2 separate regions of the Mus musculus genome follow, and region 2 is linked to region 1. Evidence: chromatin loops called from intact Hi-C (ENCODE). Cell type or tissue: left cerebral cortex. All regions are shown on one strand. Links, peaks and the distances in the headings refer to the core of each region. The heading gives the core; the rest is flanking DNA. Region 1 overlaps Gpatch8 (G patch domain containing 8). Region 2 overlaps Gpatch8 (G patch domain containing 8).

Region 1 (15,489 bases), core at 7,250-12,249:
AGTCATCTGATCTGATTGCTGTAACTTGGCATTCTACATCAGCTTCCAGTATTTCCTTTATTTCTCCTCTCAGAGAAAAGAATGCTTTCAGCATTCCTCTTTTTTTTTTTTTTAACCGACTCTAGTATCAAAACTTCTGTACTTTTTACATGTTCTGAAAAAAACTGAAGACTTACTTAACAATATAAATATCTGTTTCATCTGTGAATAGTAGTAGTTTCTGAACTTTGAAACAGCATGCTCATCACAGCCAGTAGTGATTTCACTGATTGGATTACACAGACTAGATAGAGGCTACTAATGCATGGTTACCCTGATACTCTGTACTGGCTGGCTGGATCTTTGACGGTGTTACCTAATCATAGTTGGTTGTTTTCATACTTAGTATTGCCAGAGAGCTGAAGTGTTTGGGTTTCTCTTGTTACTCAAAAAGGAATTGGGCTCTGAATTACAGTGTTCTGAGGAACAGTTTGCAGGCCGCCGTGCTCTCGACGCTTCACTGCTTGCTGACTTTTTTTTGTTTTGGTTTTGGTTTTTGTTAGTTTGACTAGGATTTGTTTCTGCAATTCAGTTCTCTATGTGGTGTGTGTGTGTGTGTGTGTGTGTGTGTGTGTGTGTGTTAAGGGATCAGAACAGACATAACCAGTTGGTTGAGGGAAAATAATCCTAGGGCCAAAGTTAAACAAAAGTAGCTAACTATCTAGATCATATAGCTGTGAACATATTCCATGTGTGTGTTTTGTTCGTATTGTTTGTCCTTAGAAAGCCATATAAAGTATCCTGAGCTGGACGTGGTGGCGCACGCCTTTAATCCCAGCACTCAGGAGGCAGAGGCAGGCGGATTTCTGAGTTTGAGGCCATCCTGGTCTACAAAGTGAGTTCCAGGACAGCCAGGGCTACACAGAGAAAAAACTCTTGTCTCGAAAAACCAAAAAAAAAGTATCCTGAATCCTAAAGCTTCATAAGTATTGACTTAACACAGTTCCCCTCTCAAGTAGTTAGTTACAGTGTTGAAACAGAAGTGTAAAGAGAAAAATGTGTCTTGGAGCTGTGTGCAGCTGTGCAGAGTGAGCTGTGCTGGGTTTGGAGTCTATCGCTGGGGCCATTTTCTTTGGGACTTCATAGTGAATGGAGTCATTTGGTCACTCTCTAAAACTTGATCGTGTTTTGATATTTTCACCTACTAAGAATAGGTTACTTGCCCAGTAATCACAACCTAATTAGCTTTGGAAGAGTGTCTATTTACAAAAGCTATATGCTTTTACATGTAGTTGATGAAAAAAAAAATCAAGAGCTAGTATTGCAGGTAGACTACATATTCTCTTATTGTGCATTTCTAATTGTTTCTCATCTTAGCACACAACTGTAATTTACGTAAAAACCAGCAACCGTGTTCATGTTCTACTGTTTCAACTTGGGTTTTTTTGTTTGTAAATGTAAATTCATTTCAGTCATACACTGTGATAGTAATTCTAAGATGAATCGTGTATTCTGTTGTAGTCTGAAAGGTTAAAGCAACCCAACTAAACACTTATAAGTGGGCATGCTGTGTGTGAAGAGAGCATTGAACCAGATGCTGGTGCATGCATGACAAGTCTAACCCTGCGGAAGGAAGGTAGGGTTCAAGGACAGACTGAGCTACATAGGGCAGAGTGCTTGCCTAGCTTGTAGAGGCCCCTAGATGGAGTCTCCAGTGGGTGAGAGGACGCAAAAGGTCCTGTGCTCTCTGAACTGCTCTAGTTCGTCCAGTTAACCTTGAAGCTCTGCAGTATTTCCCTGTCACCAGTGAGTACTATCCTGGATGGTCTTGTCCAGAAACACCAATCCCTGGAACTTGAATTGGGTACAATGGCCAAGTACTTGAGAGGTTGCTTCAGTTTGGCAGAAGGCTGCCACTGCTACGTTATAGGAAAGGGAGACATAAAACAGCAGGGAAGCGAGGCCTGGGTTTGGTGTTCTAGGACTGTTGATAGGAGAGGACAAGGAATGTTTACAGGTTGAAGGAGGTCAGAGCATCCATATCCAGGAAGTGACTGAAGCATAGGAGCCTCTCCATGTTTTATCTCTAGCTCTGCTTGTGGCCACACAAGTTGCATAGGAAGGGGCTGGTGAGATGACTCAGCAGGTAAGAGCACCCGACTGCTCTTCCGAAGGTCCTGAGTTCATATCCCAGCAACCACATGGTGGCTCACAACCATTCGTAATGAGATCTGACTCCCTCTTCTGGAGTGTCTGAAGACAGCTACAGTGTACTTACATATAATAATAAATAAATCTTTAAAAAAAAAAAGATGCATAGGAAGTCTGCAGTCTGTCTTCAATTCACTGACTTCAAAAAGAAGAGCAACCAGGTGGTCTGTACTCTATAGACAAGTCTCACACTCAGACCTCTGCCTGCCTCCTGAGTGCTAAAGGTGTGCTCCACCAATGCCAGGACAGAATTTCTTACTTAAAAAGAGATTTCCTTTAAATAGTAGCTAATTTTGGTGTGTGAATTTTTTTTTTATTATTTTCAAGGTTTTTGTTTTGTTTTGTTTTATGATAAAGTAAGAAAGAAAAGCAATATGAGCAGTTGTGACCTGCTAGGTGCTTTGTTGTGGTTGACAATAACTATAGAGCCAGCCTGGGGAGGTCAGTGCTAGATGCCCTTTCTGAAAATAAACATAAAAAGAGGGCTGTGGGCAGTTTAGTTGTACAGCACTTGCCATGAGTAAGGCCTGGGACTGAAATATTAAAAGGAAAGGGTGTTAGGTTGGCATTTAATCTCATAAACCTATTAATACCTCATTCTAATTTTACAGTGAGGACAGCTGAGGCTGTAAGGTAGAGACTTGGGTGACGTGATGAGTGGCTTGACCTGGTCTTTCTGACTGAAGCTGTGCTCTTGCACCTTTCTGAAAGACAGGAGCAGCTGCATTGAGAACAGAACCTGACAGTCACAGATGAGAACTAGGGCAAGGTGCTGATGGGGGAGAATGCTATTCTGGGTTCTTAGGGGGCAGGGGCAGGGACGCCAGAGACTTGGTAAAGGGAATTCTTTGATCTAAATTGGGAAAGAAAGTTGGAGTCAGATAAGGAAAATAGAATCTTAACTGAGTCTTGGAACCCATGATGTGGCTCAGTAGATGAGGGAGGGTCTGCTGTTCGCTCAGCCTAATGACACAGGTCATTTCCTGCGACCCCGTGGGGGTGGGGAAACGGAGAACAGTAAATAAATGAATACATACATACATACACACATACATACATGAATACATACATACATACATGCATAAAGAAGTGATTCCTTGGGGCTGGAGAAATAGCTCAGCAGGTAAAAGCACTGACTGCTCTTCCAGAGGTCCTGAGTTCAAATCCCAGCAATCACAAGGTGGCTCACAACCATCCTTAATCTGACGCTCTCTTCTGGGGTGTCTGAAGACAGCTACATGTATTTATAATAAATAAATAAATCTTCTTGGTGTTTGTTTGTTTTTCAAGACAGGGTTTCTCTGTGTAGTCCTGACTGTCCTGGAACTCACTCTGTAGACCAGGCTGGCCTCGAACTCTGAAATCTGCCTGCCTCTGCCTCCCAAGTGCTGGGATTAAAGGTGTGCGCCGCCACCACCCGGCTAATAAATCTTTTTTAAAAAAATGAAAGGAAGGAAGGGGCTCCAGGGCAGTGGAACGGGGTGACCCTGAGTATTGAGACCCTGCAGCGATGCTGAGCAGGTTTCTAGGCCCGCGCTACCAGGAACTGGCCAGAACCTGGATTCCCACAGCCTGTATGTGGGGCACTGTGGGTGCCATGGGACTGGTGTGGGCCACGGACTGACGGCTGATCCTGGGCTGGGTGCCTTACATCAACAGCAAGTTTAAGAAGGACGATTAGGCAGCCCCTCCCCCACCACAGGCCTCGATGGTGCCATGTTGAGGCCTCAGACACAGCGTAGTCCTGTGGAGGACACTGAGGAAGTCGGACACTGGAGAGGTCTGCACCGCTCAGGGAGCTTCCGCGTTGACAGACACTAGGGCTGCCTTGATGGGTGCAGCATTAAACCTTGTTCTTACGCCTTGGAAAAAAAAAGAAAGGAAGGAAGGATTCCTTTTAAAGAAAAGGCGTGTTTCTCCATTCCATCAGAATGTCACTGTACTGACTACTTTTGGTGTGGAAGTGTAAACTGAATAAACCCTTTCCTTCCCAACTTGCTTCTTGGTCGTGATGTTTTGTGCGGGAATGGAAACCCTGACTAGGGGCTGGAGAGAGAACTTAGTGATTAAGAGCACTGACTGCTCTTCTAGAGGTCCTGAGTTCAATTCCCAGCAACCACATGGTGGCTCACAACCATCTGTAATGGGATCTGATGCTCTCTTCTGGTGTGCCTGAAGACAGCTACAGTGTACTCACATACATACAATAAATAAAAATCTTTAGAAAGAAAGGAAGGAAGAAACCCTGATTAAGACAAATTGGTATTCCTGTGACAATCTGACCATGTTTTGGAGGACTGTGGAAGAACTTTGGAACTTTGAGCTAGAAGAGCCATTGGAATGAATGTTAAGAGCTCTGTGTGATGTTGTGTAGGAGCTTGGAAGATAATGTTGAGAACAGTGCAGAACAGTGGTCGATGGTGGCGCACGCCTTTAATCCCAGCACTCGGGAGGCAGAGGCAGGCGGATTTCTGAGTTCGAGGCCAGCCTGATCTACAGAGTGAGTTCCAAGACAACCAGGGCTACACAGAGAAACCCTGTCTCGAAAAAAAAAAAAAGAGAGAACAGTGCAGAAAATGGAGACCTGGCTTGTGAAATTTCAGAGGGAAGATTAAAGACTCTTATCAGGGCCATTGCTATTTTGATTGTGAAGACTCTGGTTTTGGTTAGCTGGGGCTGAAGAATCAGCTGTGATTAACAAGATACCAGAACTACTAAAGTGAAACCTTTTCTTTCCTTACTGGGACTTTTGATGCTGGTTACCTGGAGCTAAGAAATGAGTGATGATTAAGAGACCAGAATCATTGAGGTGAAATCTGGGAAATGTTTCCTGAGAGCACAGGGTCTGTGTTCCAGAGATTGCCAAGGTTGTACCTCATGCTGCAGCAGGACTTGGTAATGTGTAAGAGTCACCCAGGTGGTACTGGTTTGAAGGCATGAAGGGGTCACGCAGAGCAGCTGAGGCTCAGCACTGTGAGAGGCCATGAAAGGCCATTGGTGAAGGTGTAACCTCAGTTGCAATTGATGGCCCAGGACTAAAGAGGTCATGCAAAGGAGTTGAGGCTTGGCACCATGAAGAGAGCCTATGAGAGGCTATTGGTGAAATCTAGTTGCAGTGTTTTGGATATGCCAGTACCGTGAACGCCCACCAAGAACAGCAAAAGCAGTGGAATACAGGCAGTTGGAGCCTAGAAAACAGGGTGTGTGCTACAAAGGGCAGAGCTGGAGAAGTGACTCAAGTCCTTGGAGGAGCCCAGAAGATCATGAGTGGATCCCAGATATTGTACCATTAGAGTTTGATTTTGATTTTGACTGTGCCATGATAGTTTTCCCTTCTGAAAGAAGAAAGTATTTTGATGGAGCCCACAGTTAAGAGACATTGTAAAAAAGACTTTGAATTTTAAAAGAGATTAGATATTTTAAAGGGATTGAATTTTTAATATGTAAGAATTAGCAAAGACTGTGGGACTTTTAAAGTTTTTTAGATCTTGGTGAATAAGAAAGTATGGATTGAGGCTTAATAGTGATGTTTTTATGTGTCAACTTGACACAAACTGGAGTTATCACAGAGAAAGGAGCCTCCCTTGAGGAAATGGCTCCATGAGATCCAGCTGTGGGCATTTTCTCAGTGATTAAGGGTGGGAGGACCCATTATGGGTAGTGCCATCTCTGGACTGGTAGTCTTGGGTTCTATAAGAAAGCAAGCTGAGCAAGCCAGGGGAAGCAAGCCAGTAAGGAACATCCCTCCATGGCCTCTGCATCAGCTCCTGCTTCCTGACCTGCTTGAGTTCCAGTCCTGACTTCCTTTGGTGATGAACAGCAATGTGGAAGTATAAGCTGAATAAGCCCTTTCCTCCCCAACTTGCTTCTTGGTTTTGATGTTTTGTGCAGGAATAGAAACCCTGACTAAGACAGTCACCATCAGAGTCTGTGTGCTAGGTTTGGGGAGGTTTGTATGCTGTCTCTCAGACTGTGCTAAACCTGGGAAGTTCTCATTCTACCCTGAGACTCCAGGTTTGACTGTGAAGTTTGTCAGGGTTATGAAGGAATATTTGCTGGACTTGATAGAGTACGATACGTTTTACCTAGAAGGAAGCTTAACACGAGATACGTCTCCTTGATGACATTCTGTTTTCTATCTGTGTCTGTACTTGGAGCAGAACTTTTGGGTAGAATGTGTTGAGAATGCTGTGAGCTTGGTCCTGTTCCTTCATCTTTCAGAACGTATAGAGCCAGGTGTGTGTGATGGACCACCCGTTTAATCCCTGTTCTCAGGAGACAGAGGCAAGTGGTTCTCTCTTTAGTTCTAGGCTAGCCAAGGGCTACACAATGAGACAAAAGAGAGGCGAGGAGGAAGAAAACCTAATCCTTGTCTGACACGATCTGGAGGCTCCAGGCTTTGATGAATATGATTATTTTTTTTGAACAATGTCCTATAATTCAACAAATACCTGCTTTGAGTTAGATGCACGTAGAACTTCTTGAGGTGTATAGGGAGATACGAGAAAAACATTGCATTCTATTTAAATTTTGATAAGAGAGTCTATTAAGTGTTTAGGAAGGAGAAAAACAAGATTTATCCATAACAAATGGCATAATAGTCATAGTGAATCCATTCTGCCCCATTCCTCTCAGAAGAAAAACATTGAAATTCATACTTCTTAAGATAGTTTTGATCCTCACTGAGCCTGGTGGTGCAAAAGTGTAATCCCAGCTACTTGGAAGGCAGCAGCAGGAGTTCAAGGCCTGCCTGGGCCACAGACTAAGGTGACTTCAGGCACCTCAATGAGGCCTTCTCTAAAAGGGTTGGGGCTATAGATAGTTCAGTAATAAGCTTAGTACCAAAAGGGGCGGGGGGGGGGCAGGGAATGACTTGAGTTTATAGAAATCTAAATCTATATGGGACCTACACCAGCACCAGCTTTGTTAGCTGTTGATTAATTGAAGTTCTCCAAACTTAAGAGGAAGGAGTACGGCCTCACTCACTGCTCATCGACAGTAGCAGTCTTTCCTGAAGTTTTCCGACCATTTCTCTTGAAGAAATGGAACCTATTACAGAAAAAGGGTAGTTTCATTTATCTAGACGTGATTACTCGTGTGTGTGTGTGTGTGTGTGTGTGTGTGTGTGTGTGTGTGTACATACACGTGTGTGTTTTCCACTCTTGCTTCTCCCCAGCCCTCGTTGAGTGCTTTTGTCCCTGATGTTGAGTATATCATTTGTAGATTCACTGAGAGCTTATGTAGTAATGCTTGCCTTATTTTTTCTCTTCCACTCTTGTTTTATTTTTTACTTTTTTTTCTCTTTGTGATGTGACGTTTTCAGCTGATGTTTTGAGAGCAAATCCTTCTAATTTGGGAGCCCAGATCACAAGAGTGAGTTTTTCTATAGTGTCTTTAGCTGTATATCTTTTGTGTGTGTGTGTCTTTCTACCTTTCCCCCTCCCAGTTCCAAAAGATTTGAAACACACTTCATAAATACTAGGTAAGAAAATTCCTCTGTCTGTTGAACACCATGCCTTTCTAAAGCAATGTCCACTTTATATTGGGTCAGCTCCCTTTTCCTAAGCTGTTGGGAGAGCATAGGCTGCTGGGCAGGCCTTGCGTTCACTTTTCATGTTCTGAGTGTGTTGCACCGTCTTCATTGCAGATGGGTATGTCGGACTCTGTCACCAGCCTGTCTCATGACACCACTTCTTCGCTTTTTGTTTTCTTTTGTTTTGAGGAAAATTACACAGTAGCTTCTGAGAACAAAAGGCCCATTCTGTTACTAGAATTTTAAGTCACAGAATCTTCAACTTTCCTGTGTCCTTCTTCCCTGATATTCCTCTCAGGGTTATGAAGGAGTGGAAAGCAACATGATTATTTCCATTTTAGCAGACAGGCTGGATTTGAAAGTGGTCAGGCTGAGTTCTGAACATGCCAGGGTTGGAAGACCTCTCGACTTTAATAATTGTAAGAAACCTCTGTTATCACTAAAACCAGATAAAACCTCCACATTTTTATGGTGGGGAAAGAGTATTTCTGTTTGCTCTGATAATGATAACCTCCCATGTAAGCTGTACATTGCTTTTTTTTTTTAGCTCTTACACCTTGGGTAATTTTCTGTACCAGCCTAACCCCTTTCTGTCACTTTGGCCTGTGTTACTGCGATTTCTCTCACATTTGTTTGTCTGGTTCTGCATCCTGGAAGAGCAGGTGATTGGTCTCTTTCCTTTCTTCCCAATAGTCTAAAATCTGCGTGTTGCTTCTGGAATCATTTTGTTTTGTACAATAAGGCAAATGACTTGCTGTCCTAATTACAAATGCCCATAATCCAAGTGTCGTGCTCAGAGTGACCAGCGTTGTGTTTCTGAGCACCACATGAATAGAATAGTGTATTCCATGCCAGTGTTATGACATTGGTTCAGGGTAAATATTATAAAGGCTTTGCCCTCACATCTGTGTGTTATTAAAAATTGCTCACCTTCTATTTCTTTCTTTTTAACTCAGAGATTAAAAGATCTCAAGCAGAGAGAGTTTGCCCGAAATGTCTCTTCAAGATCCCGCAAAGACGAGAAGAAACAAGAAAAAGCCCTTCGGCGGCTCCATGAGTTGGCAGAGCAAAGAAAACAAGCTGAATGGTAGGAAAATTTCATGTTAGGAATGTCCTGTAGATAAATAGAATCCTTAAATTTTACATTTACAGATTTAAAATTATAATTCAAACACTGGATGTAGTAGCTCATGCCTATAATCCTAGCACTTGGGAGTCTGAGGCGAGAGAATTGCTGTAAGATTAAAGCCAACCTGGCTGATGAGACCTGATCTCAAAAAGAATATATCTAAAAATATTTAACTTGGGTGGCGGGGGAGGGGCTGTGGAGAGCTAGCTCAGCAGTATGAACACTGGCTGCTCTTCCATAGGTCCCATTCAGTTCCCAGCAACCACAGGGTACCTCACAGCCCTCTGTAAGAAATCTGCTGCCCTCTTCTGGCGATCACGTGTACATGCAGAGTGCTCATAAGTAAAAATAAAGTAGAAACTCTTAAGATTTTGAATTGGGCCGGTGTCTATCTCGGTGCTTTACAGAAAGCTACATAATGTCCTGGGTTTGATTCTTCAGTACCACATAAGAATGTTGGCAATACCTGTAATCCCAGAGCTCAGGATGGAGAGGCAGGAGGTCCAGAAGTCCAGGGCTGTGCTTGGTTGTGTAATGAGTCTGAGGTCATCCTGGGACACCTGAGAGCCTATCTGAAAAGAGAATGGAGAACGGGTGAAGTGGAGAGCTCCGTGGAGTTGTCCTGAAGAGTGACTGACTGACTCCATTAGACATAACTAAAAGGTGCCTCCTGCCACAGTGAGGCCGTGGTTTCTGTTCCACGCTCTCCAGCACACCGTGCAGAAAAGCACAGCACTCCAGATTACCACTACAACCTCCTAGCACATGTTTGCTGAGTCAGGTATTATCACTGCCTTTTTAAACTATACAGTTAGCCAGTGTGATTGTGTATACCCTAATCTCAGCACTCTGGAAATAAAGACAGGCTGATTTCTGAATTTGACGCCAGATTGATCTATATAATGAGTCTGTCATCTCAAAAACAAAACAAAAACTGAAAAATTAAAAGAAAATAAAGTTGTATTATTAAAAAGATATATTGAGTGTAGAGCAGGATAGAGTACCTCTTTAAGGATCCAAGTTCTTCACTACTGGGAAAAGTAAAAGACAAACTTTGAGAAGAGGGGGCCAGGCATAGTGGTGCAGGCCTTTCATCCCAGCACTTGGGAGGCAGAGACAGGCAAATCTCTAGGGGTTCAAAACCATGCTGGTCTACCTAGTGAGCTCCAGGACAGCCAGGGCTACACAGGAAAACAAACAAAAGAGGAGGAGGAGGAAGATGGGACAGAGCCTTGGCTTCTGAATGCTCAGAAATCTTACCACTTTACCTGCAAAAGCATAATACCGTGGCGTGTGAAATATGTGTGCACCTGTGTGTTTCAGTCACTCTCCAGAGGACCATTCCCCTCATATTCTTGGTTTGGTCTTAGCCTATACTTCAGATTTCTATTTTGTGTTTAATTTGTTTGGTGTATAGACCAGGCTGGCCTTGAACTCAGAGATCCTCCTGCCTCTGTCTCCAGAGGGCTGGGATCAGAGGTGTGGGCTACCATGCTTGGTTGCAGTTTCTTATCTGACAAATTTACAAATTGCATTTGCTTCCTGTGTTTGTGCAAGGATTCATGTGCCATGGTGTGTGTGGATGACAGGACAGCACTTCAGTCTGGTCTGTTTATCCACCTTTACATGAACTCTAGGGATTAAACTCAGGATGGCCACCCTGAACCTTCTGAACCTGCTGAACCATCTCATGAGCCCGATTTGCAACTTTTTCTGTAGTAAATGCATCTTTCTTGGGCATGTTCTAAGGATATCGCCACAAAAGATGTATGTCAGGCTACTTTCTGGTTCAGGACATATTATAACACTTGTTTTTCTTCAGAAGCAACTTTAGCTATTTTATAAATTAGCAGTTAAAAGATGGCCAGGTAAAAATGATCAGTGTGTAGGTTACTGGTTTGGCACTGGGCCCTGTACATGCAACATCATTTGTTCATTGATATGAGGTAGACTGGGCTGGTGAGATGGCTCAGGGGGTAAGAACACTGACTGCTCTTCCAAAGGTCCTGAGTTCAAATCCCAGCAACCACATGGTGGCTCAAAACCCTCTTCTGGAGTGTCTGAAGACAGCTACAGTGTACTTACATATAATAGATAGATAGATAGATAGATAGATAGATAGATAGATAGGAGGTAGACTGTGACATAATATAATATAATATGTCTTACTATCTCTGTCTGGTTGGACTCTGTCTTGAACAGCAACAGCACATACAACAAAATTTAGATACCATGGTATCTGGATTTTTTGGCCCCAAGTTGAATACAGTTAGTTATATCTAACTAATTGTCTTTAGTTACTGAGTTCAGGCTTCAGGAAATGCCTAGATAGTCCATACATAGCAAGATAGGCGGTAAACACTGGCTTTAAAGCATCTTAGTAGTTCTGTTGTAGGAGCTGGAACGTAGCTTGTTATAGGCATCATTCTATAACAACACACACACCAAAGTATAATCGTTTGAGTTTTTTTGTTGTTTTGTTTTGTCTTGTTTTTAAGATTTATTTGCTTCATGTATGTAGATATTCTGCCACTTGTCTTCAGACACATCAGAAGGTGGCATCAAATGCCCATTACAGATGGTTGTGAGCTACCATGTGGTTGCTGGGAATTGAACTCAGGACTTCAGGAGGAAGTCAGTGCTCTTAACTGCTGAGCTATCTCTCCAGCCCAAGTGTAATCATTCTTGCAGTTCAACAGGGGTCAACAGCATGGCTCAACAGGTAGAGGAGGTGAGCCTGAAAGCCTCATCAAGTCCCAGAACCCAAACAGCAGGAGATGACCAACTCTACAAGTTGTTCTCCGATATCCACACATGTGCCATGGCTTGTGTACGTTCACACACACAGTTAATAAAATGTAACAAAAAAATACATTAAAAGCCGGGCGTGGTGGTGCACGCCTTTAATCCCAGCACTCGGGAGGCAGAGGCAGGTGGATCTCTGAGTTTGAGGCCAGCCTGGTCTACAAAGTGAGTTCCAGGACAGCCAGGGCTATACAGAGAAACCCTGTCTCGAAAAACCAAAAAAAAAATAAAAATAAAAATAAAAAAAGAAATACATTAAAAAGAAAATTATAGAATTATTAATGTTTAAGCTGTGTGCTATATGTGTGCTATAATGCCTGAAAGATGAATCATTCCTTTATTTGCTATTTCCATGCTCCCTATCCATTGATTGGAAGAAAAAGTCCATATTCCTATAACTTGCATTATAAATTATAAACTTATAAATTAAACTTTATTATAATGTAGCCTCTCTCTCTCTCTCTCTCTCTCTCTCTCTCTCTCTCTCTCTCTGGATGTGTACATGTGTGTGATTAAGTACAATCCAGTGTCATGTTTTCTGTGTAGCCCTGGCTGTCCTGGAACTCACTTTGAAGACCCGGCTGGCCTCAAACTCAGATATCCCCCTGCCTCTGCCTCCCGAGTGCTGGGATTAAAGGTGTGTGCCACCACTGCCCATCTGATTTCTAAAACAAATATAACCACATGGTAGTCCAGTAGAGGCTTCCAGCTATGTTTAATTCAGAATGTGTATGTGTATATATTAAATTTGTAAGCTGCATATATACTTGTAAATCCAGCCTTCTGGATTCAAACTAGTATCTTCTACTGCTACTACTCCTTTCTCCTCCTCTTCCTCCTCCTTTTCCTCCCCTTTCCCCTTCCTTCCTTCCTTCCTTCCTTCCTTCCTTCCTTCCTTCCTTCCTTCCTTCCTTCCTTCCTTCCTTCCTTTTTATTAAATGAAATTTGAAGGAGGCTAGTGAGATGGCTCAGTGGGTAAGAGCACCCGACTGCTCTTCCAAACGTCCGGAGTTCAAATCCCAGCAACCACATGGTGGCTCACAACCATCTGTAACAAGATCTGATGCCCTCTTCTGCTCTTCTGGTGTGTCTGAAGACAGCTACAGTGTACTTACATATAATAAATAAATAAATCTTTAAAAAAAAAAAAAAAGAAATTTGAATGGAGTGTGGTAGGGCATAGCTTTATTCCTAATGCTCCGGCTAACCTCTGAGTTGAAGGTCAGCCTATATACAAAATGAGTTCTAGGCTAGCAAAGGCTACATAGTGAGACCCTGTCTCAAAAATAAATAAATAAATAAATAAATAAAATAAAAGTAAAGTTTGAAACGCTTCCCACCAGCTCTGTGTAATGGAAGAAGATAACCAACTCTCAGGTCCTAACCTCAACATGAATGGCATGGCATCAATGAACACACAAATAGAAAGAGAAATTTTTTTAAATGTTGTCTAGGATGAACTAGAACTCACTGCATAGATGAAACCAATCTTGAATTCAATAGTAATCCTGTGTCTCTGCCGCCTAAGTGCTGTGCTTAAAGGCTTAAACCACCATGCCCTGTAGAATAACCTTTGGAATGGTTGTATATCCGCATAGTTGATTATATGCCAGGTTACGGTAGGGTGGTAGGAAGATTGCAAGCCCAGCAAGATGGCCCAGTGGGTAAAGGTTTTTGCCACCTAATTTCAAACCCCAGAATCCACATGGTATATGGAGAGAACTAGCTCTAGCCTCTAAATACAGACCTTTAACATGCATTCTTTCTGTCTATCTCCCCCCCTCCCCAAGTAAACAAATACATGTAATCTTGAAAGTGGGGGCGCTAGAGAGATTGATTGTTCAGTGGTTAAAGAGCACTAGATGCCCTTCAGAGAACCTGGATTCAATCTCCAGTTCACATTCTTTTATAAACTCTAATCCCAGGGGATCCAACGTCCTCTTCTGACTTCCAAAGGCAATGCATACATGTAATACACAGGCATACATAAAAGCAAAATGTGCACATAAACTTAAAATAAAATGAAAAGGAAAAATTTGTTTTAAATATATGATTGCTCTAATACATGATTTACTCTGTCTGCATGTACACCTGCATGCCAGAGAGGGCATCAAATCCCTTTAGAGATGGTTGTGAGCTACCATGTGGTTGCTGAGAACTGAACTTGGGACCTTTGAAAGAGCAACCAGTGTTCTTAATCACTAAGCCATCTCATCAGCCCCAGAGAAAAATTTTTTTTTTTTTTAAAAAGGCTTGGTAACAGATTAAAGACGAAACTGTGAGATGCTATTGGTAAAGAAGTTGAGCCTTTTTGTAGGGCAAACAGCTTAAAGGATAGCAATAGCTTGCTGGCCTTGGGAATTTAACCTGGTACTTGAACCAAATGAAACTTTGCCTACCTCCGTTCAATAAGTCCCATTCATCAGCACATTGCTAGGGACAGCCACTCTGGATCTTTGAGACCAACCTATGATGAGTGGAAGGACAAAAAAGACGAATGTTTTATATAAGATCTATAACTCGAATCCTCTCTTTTGTTTTCTCACTTTCTCAACCACTGTATAGTGCACCGGGAAGCGGGCCCATGTTCCGACCAACCACGGTGGCTGTAGACGAGGATGGTGGAGAAGAGGATAAAGATGAGTCATCAACCAACAGTGGTGCAAGTGCTGTTTCTTCTTGTGGCTTTGGAGCCGACTTCTCCACAGATAAAGGGGGCTCCTTCACGTCAGTACAGATCACTAATACCACTGGACTGTCACAGGCTCCTGGCTTAGCCTCCCAAGGTATTAGCTTTGGCATTAAGAATAATCTGGGACCCCCACTGCAGAAATTGGGAGTATCATTTTCCTTTGCCAAGAAAGCTCCCGTCAAACTTGAATCAATAGCATCCGTTTTCAAGGACCATGCAGAGGAAGGGAGCTCAGAAGATGGAACGAAGGCTGATGAGAAGAGCTCTGACCAAGGGGTGCAGAAGGTGGGAGATACTGATGGCACTGGTAATCTTGATGGAAAGAAAGAAGATGAAGACCCTCAGGATGGAGGGTCCCTTGCCTCAACACTGTCCAAGTTGAAAAGGATGAAACGGGAAGAAGGAACAGGGGCTACAGAGCCAGAATATTACCACTACATCCCCCCAGCACACTGCAAGGTCAAACCTAATTTCCCCTTCTTACTCTTTATGAGAGCCAGTGAACAGATGGAAGGGGATCATAGTGCACACTCAAAGAGTGCCCCCGAGAACAGAAAAAGCAGCTCTCCCAAGCCGCAAGGCTGTAGTAAGACAGCAGCAAGCCCAGGGGCAGAAAGAACAGTGAGTGAAGCTTCTGAGCTGCAAAAGGAAGCCGCTGTGGCTGGGCCTTCAGAGCCTGGAGGTAAAACTGAAACAAAGAAAGGCTCCGGAGGAGGGGAAGATGAGCAGAGTGTAGAGAGTAGGGAGACGTCAGAGAGCCCGATGTGTGAGTCCAATCCTAAAGACATTTCTCAGGCCACCCCAGCAACAAAAGCAGGCCAGGGACCCAAGCATCCTACTGGTCCATTCTTTCCAGTTTTAAGCAAGGATGAAAGCACTGCCCTCCAGTGGCCATCAGAACTACTCATTTTCACCAAAGCAGAGCCTTCCATCTCCTACAGTTGTAATCCTTTATACTTTGACTTTAAACTTTCAAGAAACAAAGATGCTAAAGCTAAAGGGACAGAAAAGCCAAAAGATGTCGCAGGCTCCTCAAAGGATCATCTCCAGAGCCTTGATCCTAGAGAACCGAATAAAAGCCAGGAAGAGGAGCAGGATGTAGTGCTCTCTTCAGAAGGCAGAGTGGATGAACCTGCATCA
Region 2 (15,489 bases), core at 7,054-12,053, 42 kb before region 1:
TAGAAAATCAGTGTAAAACAAAGAGAAAAAGTTAGAATTTAATGGAAAAAAAATGTTACTTTTGGCCTATATTAAACCTTGATAAAAGACAGAAAGTTGGGGTAGTGTTTTTGTAAATCAAATAAAGGAGTAAAATGTATTTTGATCCTTTAATACCGTTTCTGGACAACATAATCATGTGTGAAATGTTCTAGTAGAAACAGTTACGAAGTAGCAAGGTACTTGTGAGACATGGTAAGCTTGGTCTCTGTAGCTTAAGAAATGACTGGTGGTTTTTTGTTTTTTGTTTTCCAGGTTAACAGTTAGTTACTTTTGTCTTTTCACACTTCTTAGTCTATGACAGTAATGATACCAAGCCAGAGAACAAGGAGATTTTCTCTGCCTCTTACTTAAAAAAAAAAAGTGATGGTGGCGCACGCCTTTATTCCGAGCACTTGGGAGGCAGAGGCAGGTGAATCTATGAGTTTGAGGCCAGTCTGGTCTACAGAGTGAGTTCTGGGACAGCCAAGGCTACACAGAGAGAACCCTGTTTCTAGGAGGAAAGAAAAGTCTTAAGTTTTGGACATAAAACAATGTTATTCTAGAACAACTGCCCATAGTTGAAGTGTCTAAGCTTGTTATTGTCAGTATTTAAAATTTGTGCTTACATGTGTCTACTTAAGAAGATTTAATTGAGGCATTGGTAAAGCTTGAATAGATACGAAGTCAGACAGGGAATCCTAAGTTTTATATATCCTTCAAGATAGGCCCCTCTCCCTTTAAGCAACACTAGTTTCTTTTCCTTCTGTGAAATAACAAAGCAGTTGAGAAAGTATAGATAATTTAACTTTTGCTTTCAAAGCTATGACATAGTAAAGGATCAACATATATTTATGTTCCTAATTAGGTTGGTGTTGTGTGTGTTTGTGTGTATGTTTAGATGTTTACAGAATTTACACAACTTGGGGTGTTCGACATTTTTCTTCCACAGCAGTTGGCCCATATTAGCTAAGCAGCCATGATCTGGTTTGTATTGCACGGTCTGCCTTTTTTTTTTAATTTCTTCTCTAGGGTTTCTTTCTCCCTACCTCCCCTTCTTATTTCTGTTTTTCTGGTCCAGTGAACACTGCATATAGTACTTTCTGTCTTAATGTGCTGGCATGATGCTAGACTAGGCATGGCAGTAATTGATGACGCATGTGATAATGCTGCAGAGGGAGAGTTCATAGCTGAGCGTGTGCTGAACCTAAGAGGAAAATGCCAAGCCCACTCTGCTAAATAAAGTCCACCAAGGCTCGTGCCTTGTTCTGTATCAGATCATCAGGAAGAATTTTATAATGAAATTCGTAGGCAAGATACATGGTTTGTACTTAAATAATTTAGTTTTCCATTTTAATTTAAAAATATTTCTTTGCATCAGTTTTAAGGATAAACCCCCAGTTGTTAGAGCCTCCCAGTCCCATATCCCATCAGGGTCACAGATGTTCGGTTTCTGTTGAGCACTTTGTCTGGGCAGTATCAGGAAGTTTAATTAGTCTGAAACTGTAGCCTGCTTCATTTGTAATGTACTTAATGAATATTTCTTTAAAAGCATTTACATTTAGCCCTTTTAAGTTCTGTGTAGGTCCACATTACAATTTTCTAAGCCATTCCTATGACATGAGACTAATGATACTATTTCCTCACAGTGCCCAGGATTTTTTTCTTGGACATGTCGTATTCGTAAGCAAAGCACTGTGTCAAGTCAGTCTGCTTGAGTAATCATTGCCGAGTAATCTCAGTGAGTAAGAGTAGAATCAGCTCAGGGCTTGTTTAGTAGAGAATGTTAATCTCCATTAAAATAACAAATGCTACTGTGCTCAGACAGGACCTTTACTTTTTAAAATAAATGTGTGGTCAGAGATATATATGTTATAATAAGTTATACTTCTGGTGAAAAATTATTTCTGGAGTCTATAAACATATACATTAATTGTGAGTTAATAGTTTAAATAATAGTAGAAAGACCTTTTAAGATGCATTATGTTAAATAGAAGGTAGGACTCAAAGAAAAAAAAAAAGAAAAACGGGTCCCAGAAAACAAAGAGCTTTATTTCTGCTACCTAATCATCTAGAAACAAAATTTAAAGTTTTAAAAGCACACCTATATCCAAAGACAAAAGTCCTCTATCTGAATGCCCAGCAGATAAGTGTTTAGTTTTGGGGCTGGCTGGCTGGCTTGAGCTGTTTCGTTCTAAGCGGGGTTGTTGCTTTTTACACAGTCTCTGCTGAATTAAGATCTTTCTCTGCAGCAATATCGTGAGAGGTGCTGACTGTTTTGCTACAGCATGCAACTCAAAAGTGGCTGGGGAAACACAGCTTTGGGAGTCTACAGATCATTGCAGGAGCTAAATAGTCATTTCAATACGTAAGCAAGGGGTCTGCAGCACCTGATGACTGGAGGTCTGCACAGGTTTGTGTCAAGAATATGCCTATATGAAAGGCTGTTATGAGTATGGAATTAAGGCTATTTGTTTCATAATAGAGCATATTTGATACAAATCAGCAAAATGTGAAATGAGATTCAAAGATATTAATGAGTTATACATTAACCAAACTTCTGAAGTCTGGATTTGTTAGTGAGATTATATAGTTACTCAATTTTAGTAGGCAAATGTTAAAAACAAGATTCATAAAATACAAAATTCATTAAAAAACAACAATCAGAATAATGTTTGCAATAAAGTTTTATTTTCCTTTATTTCAACTAAAATATCCTTTTGATCAAGAGTAAAATATTTTCTAAAAAATTACATTAGAATTGGCAGATAACTTGACTATCTGAATTATAGTGAAAGAATAAAATATGTTTTCTTAATGCAAACAACTTTTTTAGTTTCAACTTTAAAAGTTGTTAGTTATGAGATTTTGACATTAAAGCCACAACTATGACCTCCATACATTTAAAATATTGGGAAAACTAAATATAACCTAAATCCCTAGCCCAATCTTAGATTCTATTGTAGTTACAAGAATCGGTTAGTACGATTTAGAATATATGATTTTTTTTTATGATCTTATCCTAGTTTGAAGATGATAAATCAGATGGGATAATGAAGTTGGATAAAAGAAAAAAAATGCCTGCATCATAGACTTGAAAAAATGCTGTCATTGATACAACTGAAAGTACAACTTTCCACCAGATTAGTTGCTTTTATTGTGACTGATAAAAATCCTGACTTTAGGAGTTGTCAAGTTTAGTGGGTTTTTTAAAAGTTAGTGTTAAGTTTTCCAACTATCTAGTTGCCAATGTTTAGTTTACTTAAGTAGGGATTTAATAGTACATATATACCTGGAGTTTTGTTATGTTGCATATCTGTGTAGATCTGTGGACTCCACTAGTTCCAAAATGTAACTCTGTGAGACTGCTAATTTGACTCTTAGCAGTGACCTTATGTGGACTGCACAATAAACAATATGCTTCTTGGAGCTGAATGGTGTAGCATTACTATATGGCTTTTCTCTCTAGTCTTCATTGTCATCTGTAGTGAGCTATAGATTTTTTTTGTTTGTTTGGGGAATTTTTGCAGATTTGTTCTTTGCATGGGTTCACATGGTAGCATTGGTTCTTGCTTATAGTCTCTAATACACAATCAGCAAAGCTTACAACCCACTCAAGAGACTTATCATTTTTGTTCTGCTGAAAACGGCCTAAATTTTATAAATTAAATCCAGTTGTCAACTAAAAGAAAATTGAGTGTAGGATTAATATTTATCTAGTCACTGATGTATCTGAAGTGGTTTTCTCTTGAGAACATGAGGTTCTGTTTTCTAGTATCAAAACTTGCAGTCAGCCCTTGCAAGAAAATACATTTTTATCTGTGTTTTGGCATGCCCTATGCTGCTGTTGCCAAATGGTCCTAGTTCCCATAGTGGTATGTAGTTAAGTGGAGCAGAGAGCAGTTCCTGCGAAAGTTTTGTACTTCCAGTTTAATTGATAAATAAGAATGTTGAAGACCATCTAAAATAGTTACTGAAGTTTTTGTTTCAATGTATTGGTGGTCACTTATAAAGCACTTTTTGCATTTGAAGATCCTCCCATTTAAAAACTCTAACATAATAGACAGGAACACATATTGGTAGTACAGAATTTTAATTTACTTTTTAACTTACAAATAGAAAGCCAGAACAAGTCAGTTGAGGTAATCTTGCTCCCTTCCTCCCCCAAAAAGAGTTTTCATTCAGTTCAGCTTCACTTGCACACACTAGGACTTCACTTGCAGCTGAAGATCACAAAGCTGCCATTTGGAACAACTCTGGCAACTCTGAATCAGATAGAAAATTGTCTTTCTGTGTCTTCCTTAAGACAATTTCATTTCCCTTATTTCTTCATTTAAAATAGAAATATCCTTGTAATTCTTTTTTTGTTAAGATTTATTTATTTTATGTATATAAAATACACTGTCTGTCTTCAGACACACCAGAAGAGGGCATAAGATCCCATTACAGATGGTTGTGAGCCACCAAAAGGCAGCCACTGCTCTTAACTCCTGAGCCATCTCTCCAGTCCCCTCCTTTGTAATTCTTACATGTACATTTAAATAGTACATAATCTAGCCTGTTAGCACCACAAGTCTTTGTTAATTGTACATTGTTTGAAAGGCTAAAAGATTAATTTTTGTTTCTATAAAATAATTTAAAACTCAAATTATATCTTTATGTAGATAGTATTAACTTTTTTATGTGTGGGGGTGAAATAGGGTCCAATTTGACTTAGATGCCAGTGGGTAACTTAAGATGGCTTTGAACACATAACAGTCCTGCTTTAGCCTCCCAAGTGTTAGAATTTCAGGTGTGAACCACCACACCTGGCTGTTTTTGTTGTTTGTTGGGACAGTTTCTTAAGAGACATTACTGGTTTCAGACTCAGAGGATGATCCTGGATCTCTGATCTCTGATTCGCCTTCCTCTTCCTCTTCCTCTTAGGATTGTAGGTAGGCACATGACTTTCTTTGTTTAGTCTCTCCCTCCCTCCCCCTCTCTCTTTTTCTTTCTCTCTCTTCTTTCTTCCTTTCCTTTCCCTTTCCCTTTCCTTTCCTTTCCTTTCCTTTCCTTTCCTTTCCTTTCCTTTCCTTTCCTTTCCTTTCCTTTCCTTTCCTTTCCTTTCCTTTCCTTTCCTTTCCTTTTCTTTCCGACAGAGCTCTCTATTATGTTGCTCCGAGTGCCCTGAAACTCATTCTGTAGACCAGGCTGTGACCTTAAACTAACAGAATTGAGAATTGCTGGAATTAAAGGGGTGAGCCATCATGCCTGGCTTTTTCTTCTTTTAAGTCTTAACTCATACTGTTGCCATGGAACTCAATATGTACACAAGTTGGATTTCCTTTCTCAAGTGCTGGAATTGTAGACATGTGCCATTATGCCTGGCCTTACATATTTTATTTTTATTACTTTAAAAAAATAAAAAATTGTAATTATTGTAATGATAAAAATTATAAAGAGTTGCTGATTCTTACAAGATATTTTTTTCTAATTGTTAATAATTTTAGAACTATATTTACTGCTCATTTCCTGTATTTGTCATGATTACCTGTTGGAGCTTTTAAGTTTTTAGTCAATCTACCATTATAAATAACCATGGGATTCTCATACGGGAAAACCACAAAATCACAGTCCTAAATAAAGTAAATGTATTATTGGTTTTCTGCAAGCCCCTTGTTTATTGATGATGAAAAATTTATAGTTCAGAGATTGGCAAGTGTCATTTTATTGTAAAAGTGGTTTTTTCCTTGTATTAAAGGTATATGCTACCACACCTGACCTCACCCCCTTCCTTTCTCTTTTCTTTTTCTTTTCTCTTCTCTTCTCTTCTCTTCTCTTCTCTTCTCTTCTCTTCTCTTCTCTTCTCTTCTCTTCTCTTCTTGTCTTTCCTTTTTCCCTTCTCTTTTTTAATTTACTCGGTGGGCTGGAGAAATGACTAAGTGGTTAAGAATGGGTGTTACTCTCACAAAGACCTAAATTGATCCTCAGCACTCATAGCTCATAGCTGCCTGTTAACTCCAGCTCCAGGGTATGACAGGTCTGAGCTTCTCAGACACACACACACAAACACACACCCCAAATTAAAAAAAAAAACAAAACAAGCAAACAAACAGGTTTTTAACAAGTTATTTAGGTATACAGTATTTCTTCATCATAGTTACCACCACCTTTTTTTTCCTTTTTAGTAGGAGACCACACTGAATAGTTTTGTGACAAGCCATGTAGCAGCTTTGTCCTGTCAAAACAGGTAGTTTAAAATGATAGGAGAGGTTCAGGTTGTCTTTATTAGTTATTCATTTACCTGAGGAGGCTGGTGGGGAGATGTGTGTGCTGTTTTGTTGTCTGTTTCTGTCAGCAGAAGGACTCAGCAGAGGGATAGATAGTTTATAGTCTGGAGCACTTGATTCTCTGCTCCTGCTTAGAGAAGTTGAGGGACTAGCAAAAGGGCAGTTTAACCTTAGGCCTTAGAAGAGTGACGCCACTGTCACCCGAGGTGACAGCCAGCCTCTTGAGTGGAGCTGTAAAAGTGCTGCTAATGTGTATGCCCTGAACTTTGCTTTGTTCTCCTTAACATTTGCTCTCCCTCTCACTGTCGTCAGTCACACACGCTGCCCTGAATCTCAGCTGCTCTTGACTCGTGGTTTTACTTATGCTTCCAGTCTCCTTTAATAAATACATTACTTGCAAGCAGTGAATTGAAAACAAGAGAAAAAGTAAAAAATAAAGCGACCATTAGTGATCGGACAGTTTCTTACTTTGTGTTACATTTAACTGTTCTTTTGACAGCCCAGTTTTTAAAGCCAGGTTCGTATGGAAATGCTTCACTCCACTTGCACTGCTTTTGGAAATAGCATACTGCTTCATCTGTCTGTTTACTTTAGTGCATTCATAATATAACACAGTAAGCATAATGTCTCATCTCTTGTGGCCAAAGATTGATTTCTTAAAAAAGGAAAAAACAAAAACAAAACAGCAAAAACAGATCATAACAAAATAGGGGAGAAACAACAATTTTTGTCAGCATTACTTAATACATAAATCTTTGTGCCATACACTGTTAGAGCATTCATGTAGCAAGAGAGTAAACAATAATGAACTGCAATTGTTAGTCACTTAATTTTTATTTTATTTTATTTTGAGATAAAAAGATCTCACTTTTTAATTCTGACTGTCATTGAACTCCAGGTAATTCTCTTGCCTTAGCCACCTCACTGCTGCGGTTATAAGGAATGTGCCCCCATATCAAGCTCATATGATCTAAAAGTCATTTTGCTAGCCTTGTCATTTCCAAAGGTACTTATAAGTAGCTAAACTTGGTTGATAGTGGGGAAAATAAAGGATATTGTTGTGCTTTGCTTTCATGATTTTTTTTTTACCCCCGAGACAGGGTTTCTCTGTGTAGCTCTGGCTGTCCTGGAACTCACTTTGTAGACCAGGCTGGCCTCGAACTCAGAAATCCGCCTGCCTCTGCCTTCCAAGTGCTGGGATTAAAGGTGTGCGCCACCACTGCCCGACTTGTTTTGGTTTTTTAATTTAAAAATTTTGAGGTGGTATGGCTCTAATCTGGGCCTTACACATATTAGGCAAGTACCCTGGGCCTTTTTTGTTGTTTTGTGATTCATATAACCCAGCTAGGTTTTAGATTTGTTATGTAGTCAAAAATGACCTTGAACTCCTGATCCACTCACCTTTTGACTCCGCCTTCCCATTTCTGTGATTACAGATGTGACTCAATGTGATTGGCCTATTTTTTTATACAGTAAATTTATTTATAGTAAGACATACTCAGGATTGGGTGAGGTGAGACTTTTCTTAGTAGTGCAGGAGAGAAGAGGAGCAGCAGTAGTGACCAGTAAAGTTTTTGTGACATTTAGTACTGTGAGCATCCTCACTGGAGATTGCACAGAGCCTTCTTTTCTAGGTCTTTCCAATTTTAGCAAAATAATTTCTAGAGCCCTCTTACTGTACCGTGCGTGTGTGAGAATATCCTATATCACAGTGGTACCTTTTGTTTTAGAAACAGCTTTTTATTGTTTGCCTTCATCTTTCATTTTTTTCAAAACAACTTGGAACCCTATACAACTATGTAATAATCCAAGCATTACTTAATTAGAAGGCCAAGGAGGGAAGATGACAAGTTGCAGGCTAGTTGTATAGGCTAAATACATAGAGACCTATCTGGAAAAAGCAAAACCACAAAAGTCTCGTGGGTGTTAGGGATACAATTCAGTCAGTAGAGTGCTTGCCTAGCATGCCTGAAGCTTTAGGTTCCGTCTCTAGCACTGTATAAGCCAGGCATAGGTATGCATAGCTGTAATCTCAGCCCTAGGGAAGTAGAGGCAGGAGAATCAAATATTCAAGGTCATCCTTGGATGTATAGCAAGTCTTAAGACCAGCCTGTGCTAATGAGATCTTGCCTGAGAGATCATACTGTGATTTTTTTTCCACCAGTAAAATTACAGCCACTCAGCTGCATGCTGTTCTAAACCTGTGGAAGAATATTGTTCTTTTAAAGAAAACAGGCTGGAAATGGTCACACAAACCTTTAATCCCAGCACTCAGGAGGCAGAGGCAGGTGGATCTCTGTGGGCTCTAGGCTGGCCTGTTCTATAGAGCAAGTGTCAGGACAGCCAGAGCTACAGCGAACCAACCCTATCTCAAAAAACAAGAGAGAGAGAGAGAGAGAGAGAGAGAGAGAGAGAGAGAGAGAGAGAGAGAAGGAGAAGGAAGAAAGGAAAAAAGAAAGAGAATGAAAGAGAAAGAACAGAACAGATAGATAATTTATGAGATAATTTATTGATTTCAGGTATAAAATGACAGATTATTGTTATAAACTACATGGCCTACATATTAAAGATTTTTTGGTTTATTTTAATTGTGTGTGTGGTGCTGGGGGTTGGACTCAGCCTGGTGAGTTGCTAGGCAACTGCTCTTTTCTGAGTTGCAGCCTAGCTTTTCACTCTTTTCTGGATTAGTAGCATTTTTTCCTTTCTGGTGTTCAGCAGTTCTTTGGCTTGGTCTTGTTACTTCGCAGTAGTCTTAACCAGTAGAGAAGTACACAGAGGGCTGTGGAAGTTTCTGATTTCTTGACTCTTCATACAGTAGCTGACATTTAATTGTTGTTTCTGGCATCTTTTCATACGATTTACATTGAAATACCGTTTCCAGATGAGACATTATGTATGTCGACCCCACATGCACTAATGGTTCTTTACTGTTGACTTATTGCTAGGCCTGTTTCGTTCTAACATCTTAGCGTTTCTGTTAGAAACACGTTGAAATGCATCACTCAGTCTGTGCTTGAGCTCATTTTATTTTTTGTTTATTCGATTTAACTTCTCGTTTTACTAACCTCAGTGTTTTCAGTTTAATATTGGCTGCATGCTGGTTATATTTATATGCTATATATATTAAAGCCAATCAAGCCTAGCCTGGATTTGGTGGTTGTCTCCATTTCTCGTGCTGGGGTAGCCTTACACTTAGAGCTTACTTTATGTCATGAAAGCCTGACACATAAACAAAGTAACTAAACACAATGCAGATTTCCTTTTCTTACAAAACGATCTTAAAGTGGTGCTGTCTAGGTGGTGGATACGATTGTATAAATACCTTGATTTTATGTTTTTTAATGTTAGTTTTAAAACTTTATAAGTGGATTCTCCCCTTTCCCCCCCCCCCTTTGCTTTAAAGTGTTGTGTACAGAAGTTGCCCAACACACTGTCAGAAAGAACCCTTTCCCTGTGTGTCCTCCCATATAAAATACTAGCCAGCATTTCTTTTTACATTAATGTCCCTTTTACTGGGCACATTTATTTATCCTTTTATTAGCACCTTTTTTGCATGCGTATATGTAGATTTTTCTCTTGTTCATCACCTATTTTAATGTCACTAGGAAGGGAAGAATATATTATTGGAATATTTTTGGTTTGTTTCTCTGTTCTGTCTGTCAGGATAATATTGGACACCGCTTACTCCAGAAACATGGGTGGAAGCTGGGCCAGGGATTGGGAAAATCTCTTCAGGGTAAGTTTTTTAAATTTACCAAAATGATGATGACGACGATGATGATAATAAAAAGAGTAAAAGAATGTTTGTGGAGCAAATCTTGTATCCAGATGTATTTGTTGTCTTTTTAAACAAGTATTTGATTTTCTCCCATCTTCTCCCCTGCTAGAATAGCCTGTTTTTCCTTCAGCCTATCTTAAGTCATTGTATACCCTCCATATTTGCTAATAATTGGTGAGAATAAGTTGCTGTGTCATTAAAACTTAGAGGGCCATACATACTATGGTGACCCAACCTGTTTGAATTTTGCATGTGGAGGTGACAACGGTGGACAACAAGGAGCGTGTATTAGGTTCTCTTTATGCACTTCAGTGATATTTATGTGACTAATGTATCATAAAGAGAATCAATAAACAGCCAAGTTTAACTTTTGACTTTCTAATTTCTCCCTGAAGCCAGTGATTTTTCCTGTGATTCTTTTGCTCTGCGATCAGAGTGGGAGTGGCGATAAATGGGGAAAGCTAACCTGTATAAACTGAGCTGAGAGAAGAACATTTCTGGGACTGTCCCAGCAGAGACCATGTCTCAGACTTAGATCTGCTTCTGGAAAATGCATGGTTTAAAGTTCCTATTACACGTTTACTTTTAACTATACTACTTATTTGGGTAAAATCTAAAATACTAACATGTGTGCTTCTATGCTCTTGCTGGTCGGAAGGCCACCAACTGTGCTTATTATTTTAGTTCTTTCTAATTGGAAAACTATTGATAGTTGCAGATATGATATGATTGCCAGCTCAGAAACGAGGGGAAACTTCATCTGACCGCATAGAGCCTTATATAAAGGGAGGTTTGAAGGTAATTGTGCCAGTAGTCATTTGAATTTTGTAAATGGCTCATCACATGAAAGCTGAGGTCTAATCAGTGTGTTCAGGTGAACAAGAGAACAGGGACTGCTACAGAGGCTTTGCATGTGGAGGTGACAGTGGTGGACCACAAGGAACGGATGTTAGCTTTTCTTATGCTCTATTTGTAAAACTTGCTTTTGCCAGGTTGAGGTGTAGTGCATACTTGTGATTCCAGCACTTGGCAGGTAGAGGCTGAAGCTTGAGGTCAGCTACCTCATGACACTCTGTCTCAAAAAATTAAACCAAGCCAGGTGGTGATGGTGGCGGCAGTGATGGCTCATGCTTTTAATCTCACCATTTGGGAGGCAGAGGCAGGCAGATCTGAGTTCAAAGGCAGCCTGGTCTACAAAACAAGTTCCAGGATACCCATGGCTCTACAGAGAAACCCTGTCTTGGAAAACAGCAAAAACCAAAACAACAAAAACTGAACCAAAACACTAGCAAACTGCTTTTGGTTTGTTTGTGGTATAGATTAAACTGGAGGCTTCATGCATGAAATGCAAGAAAGCTGTATGACTTAGAGCAATTTGTATGGTAGAGACCATAGGTTTTGTAAAAATCAAATTTTGTCCAAAATCAAAATTAAAGACAGACTAAGTATATTCCTTTAATCCTAGCACTCTGGAGGCAAAGGCAAGTGGATCTCTGAGTTTCTGTTTGTAGCCAGCTTAAACTACATAGCGAGTTTTAGTCCAGCTAGGGCTATGTACCTGCATTAGTTATGAAATATGTTTGAATCCAAAAGTAATTCTTGTTGAGTGTCAGAAATTCTATAATTAGAGCATGGGGAGGGAAGTATGTTCTTTTTTTTTTTTTTTTTTTTTTGGTTTTTCGAGACAGGGTTTCTCTGTGTAGCTCTGGCTGTCTTGTAACTCACTCTGTAGACCAGGCTGGCCTCGAACTCAGAAATCCGCCTGCCTCTGCCTCAAACTCAGAGTGCTGGGATTAAAGGCCTGCGCCACCACGCCCAGCGGAAGTATCTGTCACTAAGCTGCACCCCTCAGAATGCATGAGGTGCATGCATGTGTGCGTGCGTGCATGCATGCACCAGAATGGATAGGTAAGTGGATACTTATACAGACCAGGGTGGCCTCAGGAATAGGCCTACCTCTGCACTCAGTAAGTGCTAGGATCAAAGACATTCACTACCACCGCCCATTAATCTTAAGTTTTTTTAAAAAAGACTGTTGAATTCTGATTTTCTTTACACTTTTACTTTCTTGAAAAGAAGGTTGTTTTGCTGAGATAGATATTACTGTGTAGTTCAGGATAGCCTCAAGCCCCCATGGTTCTCTTGGCTCCAATTCCCAGGTGTTGGGAATATAGCTAGGTGTGGAGTAACATACCCAGACAAGTCTTGGAGACAGATGAATCAGTCTTATTGATTATATCTCCTACTCCATGGTAACAGGCACATAATGAGCCCACAATAACTCAAATATGTTTATAGAAAAATACAAGGGATACCAGGGTGGTTTTGGCACTTATGTTTAATCTCAGCACTCAGGAGGCAGAGACAGGCAGATCTCTGAGTTTGAGGCCAGCCTGGTCTACAGAGTTAGTTCCAGGAAGCCAAGAATACACAAAGAAACTCTGATGTGAAGGGGTGGGGAGAACAAGGTTATTTGAAGTTTAATTTTGCTTTGGTTTATCTTTTGAGACAGGATCTTGTAACATAGCCCTTGCTGGTCTGAAACTTGATGTATAGACCTGACTAGGTAATCAGACCTAATCTTGTACCTATCATGCTGCCTCTTGAATGCTGAGATTACAGCTCATTTTTTTTGTTTGTTTGTTTGGTTTTCTTCTTTTTGGGTTGAGAGTAAGGCCAGAACAGGACCTCATTTTAGACCAGGCTGGCCTTGAACTCCCTGTGTAACTGCCCCCCCTTTTAAAGATTAATTAATTAATTTATTCATTTATTTCATGTAAGTACACTGTAGCTGTCTTCAGACACCCCAGAAGAGGGCATCAGATCTCGTTTAGATGGTTGTGAGCCACCATGTGGTTGCTGGAATTTGAACTTCAGAAGAGCAGTGTTCTTAACCACTGAGCCATCTCTAGCCCTTGTTTGTTCTTTTGAAACAGGGTCTCACTTACATAGTTCAGATTTACTTTGGACTCTGTTTTGTGATGGATAGAATGGTGTCACTTGGCTACTTAAAGTGTGTAGTTTAGTAATGATAAATATATTTACATTGCTGATCTTTTAAAAATAGCTAGTCAAAAATCTTTTAAAGATTAATGGTCAAGTTAATTTTGGTTTTGGTTTTTTTTCGAGACAGGGTTTCTCTGTATAGCCCTGGCTGTCCTGGAACTCTCTGTAGACCAGGCTGGCCTCGAACTCAGAAATCCACCTGCCTTCTGCCTCCTGAGTGCTGGGATTAAAGGCGTGCGCCACCACTGCCCGGCATGAACTTTAATTCTTATTTGAATCTATAACTTTTAACATTATTAACATGTAAATCATTACTAAAATTTAAACCTGATTTCCTCAAGGTTTTTTTTTTTTTGTTTGTTTGTTTTTGGGGGGGTCAAGAATTGGAATATTACTTCAGCCCATGCAAGGCTTTTACAGGTGGCTGGCCATACTTCTTGGGGCTTCCCTGTTGATAGTGGGCACTGGCAAAGTTGAGAAGAGAGTTTTGATTCTAGAATAAACTTCTTTATGTTGGAATATACTTTGTAATCTGGATTTCATTTTGCATTTGAATTTTATTATTTGATTTTTCTTTTTTGTTAATTGTAATGTTTTAAGTGCTTTTTAAAACCCTTGCTGTAGGGCTGGTGAGTTGGCTCAGAGGTTAAGAGTGCCGACTGCTAGCCAGGCGTGGTGGCGCACGCCTTTAATCCCAGCACTCAAAGGGAGGCAGAGGCAGGTGGATTTCTGAGTTCGAGGCCAGCCTGGTCTACAAAGTGAGCTCCAGGACAGCCAGGGCTATACAGAGAAACCCTGTCTCGGAAAAAAAAAAAAAAAAAAAAAAAAGAGTGCCAACTGCTCTTCCAAAGGTCCTGAGTTCCAATCCCAGCAACCACATGGTGGCTCACAACCATCCGTAACAAAATCTGATGTCCTTTTCTGGAGTGTCTGAAGACAGCTATGGTGTACTTACATATAATAGATAAATAATTAAAAAAAAAAAACCCTTACTGTATATGGCACATACTAGTTGTTACTGTTAAAAATAAAGACCTGAAGAAAAGTTATCTGCCCTCTGAAGGCGAGAGCCCAGCTTGTGAGAAGTGTTTTGAACTAATTATGTATTACAGAAGCAGAGGATATAATTAATTTAGAACAAGACAAGACAATATTTTTGCAGCTTTGAAATGAAAACCTTGTTTTGCTGTAAAATCTTTCTGAGTAGGTTTAGCTCAGAAGTGGTACCTAAACCTCCTTTGCTACATTGTCTAAGATATTTGTTTGGCTGTTTTGTTTTAATGGCTGTCTTAGGGTTTTACTGCTGTGAAAAAACACCATGATCAAGGCAACTCTTGTAAGGACAACATTTAATGTTGGGTCTCAAGATGTAGCTGATTTTTTTATTTTATAAACATGGGGTAGGTTTAAAGGGTATTTTTAAAAATTAATTTGTTTTATATGAGTACACTGTAGCTGTCAGACATACCAGAAGAAGGCATTGGATCCCCTTTTAGATGGTTGTGAGCCACCATGTGGTTGCTGGGAATTGAGCTCAGGCCCTCTGGAAGAGGGGTCAGTGCTCTTAACTGTGAGCCATTTCTCCAGCCCTGGTCTTCTTGAGAATAAGGATTTTCAGTTACTTTTTTTTTTTTTTTTTTTTTTTTTTTGGTTTTTCAAGACAGGGTTTCTCTTTATAGCCCTGGCTGTCCTGGAGCTCACTCTGTAGACCAGGCTGGCCTCGAACTCAGAAATCCGCCTGTCTCTGCCTCCCGAGTGCTGGGATTAAAGGCGTGCGCCACCACGCCCAGCATGATTTTCAGTTACTTTTGTGTAGAAGTGCTTCCTTTTGGTCGTGTCGTGTCGTGTCGTGTTGTGTTATGCTGTGTTTGGTTTGGTGATTGCATCTTGCTCTGTAGCTCAGGATGCCTTCATACCTGTTGGTCTTCTTGCCATTGCCTCCAGAGTGCCTGGGACACAGGTAGATATTTTAAATGTTTAAAACGGTACATTTATATGTTTATAGTTTCTGTGTGGATGCATATGCAAATGAATGTCAGAGGACAACTTGTGGAAGTTGGTTTTCTCTATCATTGGGATCAGACTCAGCTTATCAGGAGCCATGATGCCTGTACCCACTAGGCCATTTTGCTAGACTTGGGCTTTTGTCCATTTTCTTTCATTAGTGTGTGTAGGCATGTGTTATACACCCAGTGTACTCAGGTACATTGTGCCATGGCATGAATGTGCAGTTAAAGTTGGTTATTTGCTTCTCCCTTTTTGAGTCTGAGTCCCTTCCCCCTTTTCCCCTTCCTTCCCCCGTCCCCCCCCCCCTTTTCCTTCTTCCTGATGTGCCATGTACTCTAAACTAGCTAGCCCAAGAGTTTCTGAGTTATTCTCCTGTCTCCACCTCTCATCTTGAAGTAGGAGTGGTAGGGT

What was found. Peaks named below come from ENCODE experiments on the same cell type or tissue, not always from the same donor. Only the 100,000 strongest peaks of a DNase experiment are listed, where the experiment ranks them.
Region 2: a loop joins it to region 1, with 2.0 times the contacts of the local background. A loop is called at or near these places in 1 of 42 quality-filtered maps.

Annotation. Positions count from the first base shown.
Region 1 is chr11:102,480,821-102,496,309 of GRCm38, reverse strand. It overlaps Gpatch8 (G patch domain containing 8), which reads left to right. Exons shown (of 8, transcript NM_001159492.1): 7 at 8,680-8,810; 8 at 14,223-15,489. It also overlaps the pseudogene Gm11628. Among named protein-coding and RNA genes, the nearest start is that of Itga2b, 19 kb to the right of the region's middle. In left cerebral cortex, for the core only: a CTCF peak has its summit at 9,178 (motif pointing left); a DNase peak (open chromatin) is centred at 9,127.
Region 2 is chr11:102,522,628-102,538,116 of GRCm38, reverse strand. It overlaps Gpatch8 (G patch domain containing 8), which reads left to right. Exons shown (of 8, transcript NM_001159492.1): 3 at 9,951-10,023. Among named protein-coding and RNA genes, the nearest start is that of Gm25337, 19 kb to the left of the region's middle. In left cerebral cortex, for the core only: no CTCF peak of the experiment used is centred there; a DNase peak (open chromatin) is centred at 8,964; H3K27ac peaks cover 728 bases.